Linked DNA regions of Homo sapiens: region 2 is linked to region 1. The links are chromatin loops, found by intact Hi-C in ENCODE. Cell type or tissue: B cell. All regions are shown on one strand. Each heading gives the region's core, and the rest is flanking DNA. Links, peaks and the distances in the headings are about the cores only.

Evidence for each region. A loop is a pair of places that touch in the nucleus more often than their neighbours do. Peaks named below come from ENCODE experiments on the same cell type or tissue, not always from the same donor. Only the 100,000 strongest peaks of a DNase experiment are listed, where the experiment ranks them.
Region 2: a loop joins it to region 1, with 6 times the contacts of the local background. A loop is called at or near these places in 3 of 110 quality-filtered maps.

The regions. Positions count from the first base shown.
Region 1 is chr18:55,588,724-55,591,223 of GRCh38, reverse strand. LOC105372126 (a long non-coding RNA gene) reads right to left here and starts at 1,325. Exons shown (of 3, transcript XR_935479.3): 1 at 1,249-1,325. It also overlaps a transcript of TCF4 not described here. RefSeq lists an enhancer at 1,218-1,447. In B cell, for the core only: no CTCF peak of the experiment used is centred there; a DNase peak (open chromatin) is centred at 1,293; H3K4me3 peaks cover 1,868 bases; H3K27ac peaks cover 1,841 bases.
Region 2 is chr18:56,244,834-56,253,462 of GRCh38, reverse strand. No RefSeq gene overlaps it. Among named protein-coding and RNA genes, the nearest start is that of LINC03069, 58 kb to the right of the region's middle. RefSeq lists a silencer at 4,443-4,492 and an enhancer at 4,623-4,762. In B cell, for the core only: no CTCF peak of the experiment used is centred there; a DNase peak (open chromatin) is centred at 4,662; H3K4me3 peaks cover 544 bases; H3K27ac peaks cover 1,099 bases.

The DNA.
Region 1 (2,500 bases), core at 1-2,500:
GAGATGAGAACACCGAATGGGGATGGAAGACAGGAATCTTCACCATGTGTGAATGTACAGGAAACAACCAATAAATGCCTTAATTCTTGTTCTGTAAAAACTTACATGTAAGTAAAAGATCGCCGAAATTGATCTGAACTCTGTTACTGCCACAAACTTTTATCAGCAAATGGAGATTAGGATGTTCCCACTGCCAGATGGTATATAGGAATATGGTTGAATGTGGACTGTTATCACAGACTGTCTGGTTTCAAAGGTGGGCTCTGTCACTCAATATAGTTGTGTGACTTAGTTAAGTTTGTACCACTTACAAAACTTCTTCCTTGGGTCAAGCTACTCAATTTTACTTGCTTCTGTTGCCCAATATACAAATTACAGTAGTAATACATACTCCATAGGGTTATTCTTAGGCTTAAAGTAGCCAGTATTTGTGAAGTTATAGGAACACTGTTTAGCATATAGTAAACACATGTGTTATCTGTCATTATTATTACTTGCTTTTCTGTTGCAAAGACTAAAAGCTATTGTTTTGGAGTAGGGAAATTTCCATTTAAAATTCCATTGGCTAGGTTAGCGGTATCAGTTGATTTAGCAAGGAATTAAGAGATGAAAAGGAATTATTTCTTTCGTGGTGGCTTCATCTTTATCTGTATCCACTATAAAATTCGTAAAGTGGGCGTTATTTGCTTTACACAGACCAGAAAACAGGCTACAGAAGGTAACTGCTTGGCCAGAAATGGGTTGAGTCAGTCGTGGCTTATGGCACAAACTACATTTGAGTCTACAAAGCAATAGATGAAGGTCTTCGCCAAGTGAAGACTTTTTGGACTTGGAAAGTTCACACACTTCCAGCGCTCTATAAGAAGATAGGGTGGGGGAGTTGGAGGAGAGGACCCACATCCCTCTTCCAGCCTAGGACCAACTTGGCCCAGAGGCCTTTTCCCATGCCGCCCAAGGCTCGCTGAGAAATCTGGCTCCACACAGTGGGAGAACCCAGGGTCAGGCTTACTGTGAGTGAGGCCGGCCCAGTCTTTCCCGAGCCTTCCTCAGGGAGACCTGGGGGTATCTCACTTCCCTGCGGAAGTCTGTGGAGTTTAATTTGTAAATTTGTGCCGAAACTACACTTTTGTGTCAAAGAGCAAGGACGGCCAAGAAGCGGCAACACGAATAAGAGCGCAGGGAAATGGGGCCTGCGAACGACCTCGGCCTCGGGAACTCCCACAGTGCCGCCCCACGCGCGACGCCTACCCGAGAACAGCCACCCGCCTCCGCTCCCGGAGGAGGCGTGGTCGACCAGCACCGCCATCTTGGCCGCCTCTCTAGGCGCTCTGTTTACCACTCTATGGTCGCCTGCTCCCGCCCCGCCCCTTCCCAGTCATTGTCTGGAGGAGCAGCCGCGGCCGCAGCTCCTTCTCTTTATAAGCCCGCAGTTCCCGGATGTGAATGGATTACAATGTATCTTTCAGGGAAACCTATTATTATCAATGTGACTCCACGGGGGAGTCCATGGTGATGATGATGAGGAGGAGGATGATGATGATGAGACACCTCTAAACTTGGAACAAGTTTAAGACTTTATGAGAGAAGAAAAAAAATCACCAACAAGAATTGTTTGAGGAAAAATTATAACTATCCTGTGTTCATTTTTTTTTTTATAAACAATAAGAAAAAGTTGTTGGATTTTTTTTTAATGATTTCTTTTTTGGGGGAGGGAATTTTGTTGCAGTTTTATGGTGGAAAATGCAAAAACCAGAGCCAGGTGCATAATCTTGTAATCTGTGGATATCCCTGGAGCAGGACTGAGTACCAGTTAAAATACTTTTTGGGGATACACATGTGAGATACTAAGTACTTGCAGAAGATTTTTGTCTCTCTTTTTAAAGTCTCTTTCCTTGGAATATTGTGAGAATATTTGTGGCCATTTAAGGTAACGTTTCAATTTGCCGTCAGAGTAAACTGTTTGTAATTGAATTTAATTTTTAAAATGTCGATCCCGATGTTTTATTAAAACAAAAGGGACAACCTATTAAATAATTGCCAATGGGAAAAAGTGTGTGCATGCATTTTGTGTATGTACTCGCACATCTAGCAATACCAGGATTTGTAGAATGTGTGTTTTTTTTTTCAAACACACGTTAAAATAGCTTATGTTGCATATACCGGATAAAGCACGCTTGTTATTACGAAACGATAGAATTATGAAGCTTAAATTTTATCCTAAAAAGTGATGTGAAAAAGTATGTTTTAAGAGCATGCAGGGCCTATAATGGTAAATGTTGAATTAAAAACTTACAGTGCTGGCGAACAGGGACTTAGCGTGCCTAGGAACTCAAGTGCAAAAACAAAACAACATCCACCCCCAAAAATTGCCCTTTTTTTTTTTCGAAGTTTGCAGTTATACTATTCTGTGACTTAAAAGGGAGGGGAAAGAAAGTATGCAATTCAGATTTCGCCCCCAACGCAAAACTACCGAAACGAAAATCTCCCCAGGAAAATGTGG
Region 2 (8,629 bases), core at 3,639-6,138, 660 kb before region 1:
AATAATAAATGAAAACACTTTACCTCTCCCTAAAGCCCAAGGGAAGAATTATTATTACCTATGCCACTCCAGTCCTCAGACATGAACTTTATTTAGGCAAGAAAAGGAAGGAGAATAAAAGGGACCAGACAGAAAGGTGACCGGGCTCTTGTACAAGTTCTGCTGCTCATTTTCAACTGGGCCCATCTGTCTGACCCTTACCACCATGGCATTCTCATTCTTTGTACTCATACCTGTTCTGCGTAATCTGTGCACTCTTCTAAGACTTGGATATGATATATCACGCTGTATTAAAATAATACTGGTGAGACAGGGTAGGGGGATGGTTTTAAAGTAATGAGCTTTAAAAATGAGCTTTGGAGCCAGCAGGCCTGGATTCAAGTTCCAATTACACTCCCCCTAGCTGATAACCTTGGGCATGTTACTACAATAGGGGTTAGAAGAGGCTTATAGTGAGAATTAAATCTGAAAATGCACTGAAAGCTTCAGAATAGTAACTGGACTCAGAATGTGCCCTTAAAAAATGGAATTTATCTCCATCTTGTTCTCCTCTTCTTTCCCTTTTTTTTTTTTTAATAATATGCCCTAAGGATTAAGGTGGGACAAGGAACTTCCCATTTTTCTCTGCAGCCACCCACTCCTTTGGGATTTTTATTTGGAAAGAGGACAAAGAGCAAAAAGAGAAGCCCAAAAGAGAAACAGAATGTGAGCATGACATTCCTAATGCCTTTGGTGGCTTCTCATTGTTCTCAGGATAAAGACAAAATTTTTTGCCCCTGCTTTCATGACCCTGTGTGGCCTGGCCCTGCCAACCTTTTCTGTGCTATGTTTTTTGATTGCTACCCAACAAATTACCACAAACTTTGCAGCTTAAAACAACACCCATTTATTAGCTTCACAGTAGGTCAGAAGTGCAGGCGTGGCATGGCTGGCTGCTCTGTTTAGGGTATCACAAAGCTGAATCAAGGAACTGACCAGCCTGAATTCTCATCTGTAGGCTCTGAGAAAAGAATCCACTTTAATTACAGATTGAATTATGCCCCCACCTCAAATTCATATGTTGAAGTCATAACCCCGAAGACCTCAGAATGTGACCTTATTTGGAGATATGGTCTTTGTAGAGGCCATCAAGTTAAAATGAGTTCATCAAATGAGCTCCAATCCAACATGACTGGTCCTTACAAAACGGGCAAATTATGACACAAATTCCTAAATGCTTAGAGGGTAGATGATGTGAAGAGACAGATTATGATGAGATGATATAGACTATCTGCAAGCCAAGGAGAAAGTCCTGGAAAAGACACTTCCCTCTTTTAAGGGCAAAAAGTCCTGCCAACCATTCAATCTCAGACTTCTAGCTTTCAAAACAATGAGAATAAATTTCAGTTGTTTAAGCCATCCAGTCTGTGGTGCCTTGGTACGGCAGCCTTAAGAAATGGATACACAAAGTCATTCTTCTATTCAGAATGCAGTTTCTTGCATTCTTGCACTTGTAGGGCTGAAAACTCCCATTTCCTTGCTGGCTGCCAACTGGGGTCTCTCTCGGCTGTGAGAGGTGGCCCATATTTCTTGCCAGGCGGTTCCTTCCATCTTTAAGCCAGAAACCATTTGAATCTTCTTGTCCTCAGAATCTTTGACTTCCTCAGCCTCTGACTTCTAGACTCAGATTTAAAGGCTTTTGGGATGATGTCAGAACTACCTGGATAGTCTTTCCTTCTAAATGCTCACTGTGTCATATCATATATGACCTAACCTCGGGAGTAAAATCCGTCATATTCACAGTCCCAGAAACTGGGGACCTAGGGGGATATTATAATTCTTTTTTTTTTTTTTTTTTTTTTTGAGACAGAACTTTGCACTGTCACCCTGGCTGTAGTGCAGTGGCGCAGTCTCAGCTCACTGCAAACTCTGCCTCCCGAGGTTCAAGCAATTCTCCTGCCTCAGCCTCCTGAGTAGCTGGGATTATAGGTGAGTGCCACCACACCCGGCTAATTTATGTATTTTTAGTAGAGACAGTGTTTTGCCATGTTAGCCAGGCTGATCTCCAACTCCTGGCCTCAAGCAATCCCCCCACCTCAGCCTCCCAAAGTGCTGGGATTACAGGCATGAGCCACGGAGCCTGGCAGGATCTTAGAATTTTGCCTACCACCAGGGCATTTCAAATTCTGGGGTTCTTCATGCTTCCTCCTAGCACAGCACTTGGTGTTTGCTGTTCCCTTTCTAGGGACACTCTTCATCCCTCCCCACACCTCCCTTGATCAACTTCTATTCCTACTCCAGATCATGGTATGTTCATATATTTGCCCAGATATACAATGCTGTCCTCTAGAGAACTAATCACAGTTATCACTTTAGAGTTTACATTTTTTGATTGCTATTTGGTTCATTTCTATCACATCCATCCACACTGTAAAGCCTTGAGAGCAAGGATGGTGTCTGATCATGAACACCACTGTATCTTCTCCCTGCACAGTGCCTCACACTCAACACATATCTATTGAATAGATGAATCATAAGCACACTCCCCACCTTATTCTTTCAGTCTCCTGCACATGTTGAAACAATCAGGTACCAAGGTGGGATAGGTAGGAGATTCTATTTTCAGAGCCGAGTAGAAGCTCCCTGAGTAAGAATTTGATATGGATCAAATGACTTGACTCCCCATATTAATTTGCAAGTTGCTACCTGAACATATTTGCTTTAATTCTTAGGCTCAAGGTGCTGAAATTATAACATCATTACTTAAATAGGCTGCCATTATTGCTCCTGACAACTTACGCCACTTCCAGTGGCTTTGCAGGAATGGGATAAAGGGCAGACATTTTAAGGACAGATATTTTCAATGAAAGCAGAGACAAGGAAGAATGTGTCCCAGAAGCCTGTCTGGAAGGGACACCATACTGTGGGTTTGAGGTAGCCAAGAAGGCACCTAGATGACATCGGTGTCAGATAGAAAGAGACAGTGCTTCCTTCTAGGACTCTGCTGCTTTCCAGCTCTGTTGAAGCACCAGCTGCACTGGTTTGTTGAAATTCAGTAATGGGTTAAACCGTGATGAGACAACAGCTTGTGCTGCTTTGCCTTCCTCTCCACCGTGGCTGCTTGGTGGAGACACAGAGAGTGGGGGCAATGAAGGTGATGGAGGAAAATGTCTCTCTTCTCTGAAGCATCGAAACAGCTCCCTTAATGGCCTCTTACGTCTGGGTCCCAAGGTTTTCATTCAAAATGATAATAAAAGGACACCTCAAACCTACAGGGAAAACCCATTCACATAGAGCAGCTTCGAGACGAGCCTCTGGAGTCACCAAGCTGAAAAGAACCTGATTAATGACAGCACCTGAGATAAGTGGCACTTTCACCAACCTTAACTGTTGATGTATGATGACATAATGTCCCCTCCAATTAATGACAAGGATATAAAACACCTGTATTTAGCAGAGCAGATGCTGCTTTTATGGTTAGATGCGCAGATGAAATTGACTTCTAAAGGACCATCTATAACTTACTTCCCTATTATTTGTTTCTACATTTGTTTCGTTATGTATGTTGTAGGTGCAGGAGGAAATTTAACCCTGGATTTCACACCTGCACAGCCAAAAGGTATATGCTTATTGTAATTTACTTAAAGACAACTTACATCCCACCATCAAGCAGGTTGGCGATGGTGATCTCCTTCATTTACTGAGGACCTTTCATACTGTGTGAACCTCACTTTATATATATATGATATATATGATATATACGTAATATATATAAAGGTAAGCAATACCTTTAATCAGTCAGTTGATCCATCCATCCATCAACCAAAGTATACTGAAACCACCTGTTTAAATCCTCTGTAAGGTAAGCACAGTGTAAGTAGTTTTAAAAATTAAAACGGTTATTGCATACTAAACATATGCAATGTGATGGATTAGGTGTTTTGGGGTTGTCAAGGATTTCTTTATGGAATTATAATTGATGAAAGGGAACAAGACATATAAACATGGTGGTAAATGCTAAATCTTAGGGAGAGCCACAGATAGTGGGCATCCGAAGAGCTCAGGGAAAGGAGAGAGCCACATGGGCTGAGGTTGGTGGGGAAAGTGCACAGAATAGTTGGGATAGAAGAAGAGACCATGTAAATAGCTATCAAAGGAAGAGAGGCCAGATCAGGTGGGAGATTATACTTTTGAAGCAAAGGCAAAGGGAATACACAGGTCAAGGCAGAGTCTGGAGCCAATGAGAAAACCACTGTGTACAAAGTGTACATAGGACAAATAATAGATCAAAGAGAGAGATTGGGTCAGGATTATTAACAGCATTGAAGACCGATTTCATTTCCTTTAAATGTTGATTTGGGAATCATCCCTAAGGATAGGGTAAAATATGGGGAATCTCATATTCCCCAGTGAGGCTTCCACTACCACTGTGCTGAGTTAGGTCCTAGCATGCTTGGGTGTGGACTCTTATGGCTCCCTCTGGGGTTTCTGAGGCCAGAAAGGACACTAGTGTCAGGGCTACTGCCCAGGGGATGAGGCCCAGAAGCATCCTTTCTTCTGTGTCTTCCCCCACTCTTCCCCCTGCCCCCCTCCACCCCCACCCCAGGTCTTGGGCAGCTTTCTCCTCTCTCCCTTGCTGTGGCAGGTGGCCTTCACCAGTTCTGCTTTCACTTTTGGGGCAAACGTTCTGTCTCTTTCACTTTCTTTTGTGCCTTGCTGGCAGGTGTAGCCATTCTAACATGGCAGGGTGGTCTCTGAGTCGGAGGCAGGCCACACAGGCAACTGGGGCTGACAATCTGAGGTCAAACTTCTCTTAATGAATTTGGAGATAGAATGTAAATCCCTTAAGAGCAGGCCTCTGTTTTTTTCATCGCTATATCCCTAGCACCTGTGCCTGGTGCATAGTGTATTTAATACACATTTGTGGAATAAAAAAAGAAAGTGTCATTTAGCATTGCTTTCTTTTTCCCACATATATTTTCTTTAGGGACCTGGACAGTTGGTTGGGGGCAACATTGGCTGTTTGGGGCCCCCATGCCCCAGACTTCTCTGTTTCTACCTGTGAATACCTGTTAATAGTTATTGGCACTCAATTTTAATACCCCCAACAGTAGCCACTAACATTTGGCAACTAGCTTTTCCTTTGCTTTTCGTAGAGAAGCTATTTTTGGTGTCAGCAGAGCCCCCAAGGATAGTTTAAATTTCCTATGCCCAGCTACCTTAAGATTCCAGTCTGAGGAGAGAATCAGTAGAGGCCACGTGGGGACCCATTCTCATTTCAGCTTCGTGAAGAGAAAAGGTGCCTTTCCTGCTTTTCAAGATTATTTTCTCCATTTCACACCCACCTCTCTAACTTGACCAGACTCATATTTTATCCATGATCCATTCTCTCTCTGTCTGGTGTTTTCTACCTCTCACTATCAACAGATTACTTCTTTGGAAACTATAGACATGTTTTTCTTATCTTTAAAAAAATCTGTCTTCCTCTTTGTGTTCCAGTTGTTGCCATTGTCCCTTTCCGCTTTCCTTTATAGTCTAGTTTCTTGGGACACACACACACACACACACACACACACACACGCATTTATAGCCTTGACTTCCTCACTCTCATCTCATGGCTTCCTAATGCCTTCCTAGGTGACCAGCTTGGGACTGGCCTTACACTTTCTGGTATCCCACATTGCATTAGAGACCCTTTGTGCTGTCATAGGTCCCAGCTCTTTGTGCTGGTTCATCTTGTGCAGCTATTGAATGGGATTCTAGGAATCATTATCATGTCTATCACCTATTTGTCTATTAAAATGATATTGAAAGAATTGGGCCCATGAGAAGTTTTCTTGTTGCCCTAATAGTTGTATTTTCACAGAAAGCTTCTTCTTTTAGGAAAAGGGCAAACCATGGCTCCATGCTGTCTTATGTAATCTTAGCAGGAGTTTAAGGCTTGGGAATGTTCTGAGGGGATGAATAGGTAATAGAGGATTCTCTATGCCCCACTGGTTATCCAAGAATTATAGACTAGAATCGCACTCTACACAACTCGAAGGAACCTCAGAGACCATCTAGTTACATGAGGAAATTAAGGCCTGGAGGCTGGGATGTGGGCAGAGAAAGTGTAGTGTGGTAATCAAGACTATGTCTTTTGAACCTGAATTCCTGGGTTTAAATCCCATCTCTGCTATTGAAGGGCCAGTTGCTTTGCCTCTGTATGTTCAAGTTTCCTCATCTGTAAAATAGAGCAATAATAGCAGCTATTCCATGGGGCTGTTGCGCAGATTAAGCAGTTAATACTTGCAAGGCTCTTGGAATAGTGCCTGGCAAATAATAAACATGTATGTAAGTGCTACTTCCTAGTATTAGTTAAACAATCATTTGTTGACAACCCACTGCATGCCAGAAACTGTACTGGGTGCTGGGATAAGAAAATGATGAAGTCACATAAATGATGTGTGTAAGTTCCTGAGGGAGAAGAGTCAGGACACACAGTGGGGTGTGGGATCTCCTCACTGCTGCCGTTAACTTCCACATAATCTTGACAAGGTGGTCATGTGTTCTGTTGTTCCAAGTGTTAGAATGAGGAGAACTCATCCAGGTGTCCATGAGCAAGCATTGTCTGCAGACATTTCTGTTTGCACATTTAGGAAAAGAGGAGATGCCCAGCACTTTGTGAGGCCGAGGTGGGCAGATCATGAGGTCAGGAGTTCAAGACCAGCCAGGCCAACATGGTGAAACCCCCCCTCTACTAAAAATACAAAAGTAAGCTGGGCAAGGTGGTGCATGCCTGTAATCCCAGCTACTTGGGAGGCTGAGGCAGGAGAATTGCTTGAACTGGGACCCGGGAGGTGGAGGTTGCAGTGAGCCGAGATCATGCCACTGTGCTCCAGCCTGGGCTACACAGCGGGACTCTGTCTCAAAAAAAAAAAAAAAAAAAAGAGATAAATTAAGATGCCATTCAGTAGAACACTTCTAAAAGAAATGGAATGTACATGGCTTGGCCAATGGAAATAATGACGTTTTTGCCTGAAGCCATAAGTTTGTTTGTCCTTTTTCTTTGTCATGGGTATGTTTAGTCTTCAAACTGGCTTTTAAGGATGAGTTTATTATTTCTAAGAGAAGAGCAGTATTTTCTTGACCAAACAGAGGTGGCACTTCCATGAGCCAAGCCTTTAGTTCAGTTTAGTTGGAAGTGAGTTACTCAGCTTTTGATCTGTTGTATTTGTTTGAGTATTTATTTTATGTACTGATTTATTTTTAATGGCAGAGATATATGGAAGTTGTCTCCTAAGCAGAAAATAAACAAATGCCCACTCAGAGATTTGTGCTCATAACAGAATTTTTGGTCTGTGAATTGGGTCCTGAGAGATTAAAGACAGCTGGTGCATACCGCAGCCGCCACGAAGCACTGTGTTTCTGGGGAAGTGTGTTGAATGAAATCTAAACAATGCTAACTGGTCACAGACACTAATTAAGAAGTATGCCAGTAGCTGTGGGCTGCTCAAATAAAACACTATCTTTTCTTCACTCTGTTGACATAGAGATACAAATAAGGTTCCAGAAAGATTGGAAAGGAGAGAGTGTGGGGACTGTAATCTTGTCTTTCCGGTATGTTTGCCAAAATCAGATAACACTGAGAAGGAACTGGTTCAAAAACACCAAAACGCATTGTTAAATGAGGGCTGCATTGTGTTTTCCTTAAGAAAAAAAAAGTCATAGAGCTCAAATCTTTCAAATTCTCACTTCTTTACCATCATAATTTTGTATTAATTAGAAAGAAAATAGTTTTACCAAGAGTTATTTGCCATGGCTTATGTATAGTTTTACAGGTGATTTATTGTGAAAAAGAAACACTTTAAAGAAATCTGTGATAAGATAAATCTCTGCAGATTATTTCATAAAGTGGTGAAATGAATTTAAGAACAATTCTGGGTTGTTTTTTTTTTTCTTTTTTTGAGACAGAGTTTTGTTCTTGTTGCCCATGCTGGAGTGCAATGGCGTGACCCTGGCTCACCACAACCTCTGCCTCTCGGGTTCAAGCGATTCTTCTGCCTCAGGCTCCTGAGTAGCTGGGATAACAGGCATGCGCCACCACGCCCAGCTAATTTTGTACTTTTAGTAGAGACAGGGTTTCTCCATGTTGGTCAGGCTGGTCTCGAACTCCCAACCTCAGGTGATCCACCCACCTCAGCCTCCCAAAGTGCTAGGATTACAGGCGTGAGCCACCGCGACTGGCCGAACAATTCTGTTTTAAAGATGTTACCCATTAGTAAAACATTGTAGGAAAATTCATTTCAGGAAGCCTAAGGTGTCCTTGAAGGCTGAGAGTTTCTCCCTGGACACTTGGGTAGGGAGATTTGTGTCAATTTGTCTAACTCTAAGAGTTAAGAGTGCTGTTTCGTCACATGGATACATTGCATAATGGCAAAGTCTGGACTTTTAATGTAACCATCACCTGAATAATGTACATTGTGCCCATGAAGTAATTTCTCATCCTTCACTCCCCTCCCATCCTCCTACCCTGCTGAGTCTCCAGTGTCTATTATTCCACACTGTATGTCCATGTGTACATATTATTTAGCACCCACTTATAAGTGAAAACATGCGGTATTTGATTTTCTGTTTCGAAGTTGTTTCACTTAAGATATTGGCCTCCAGT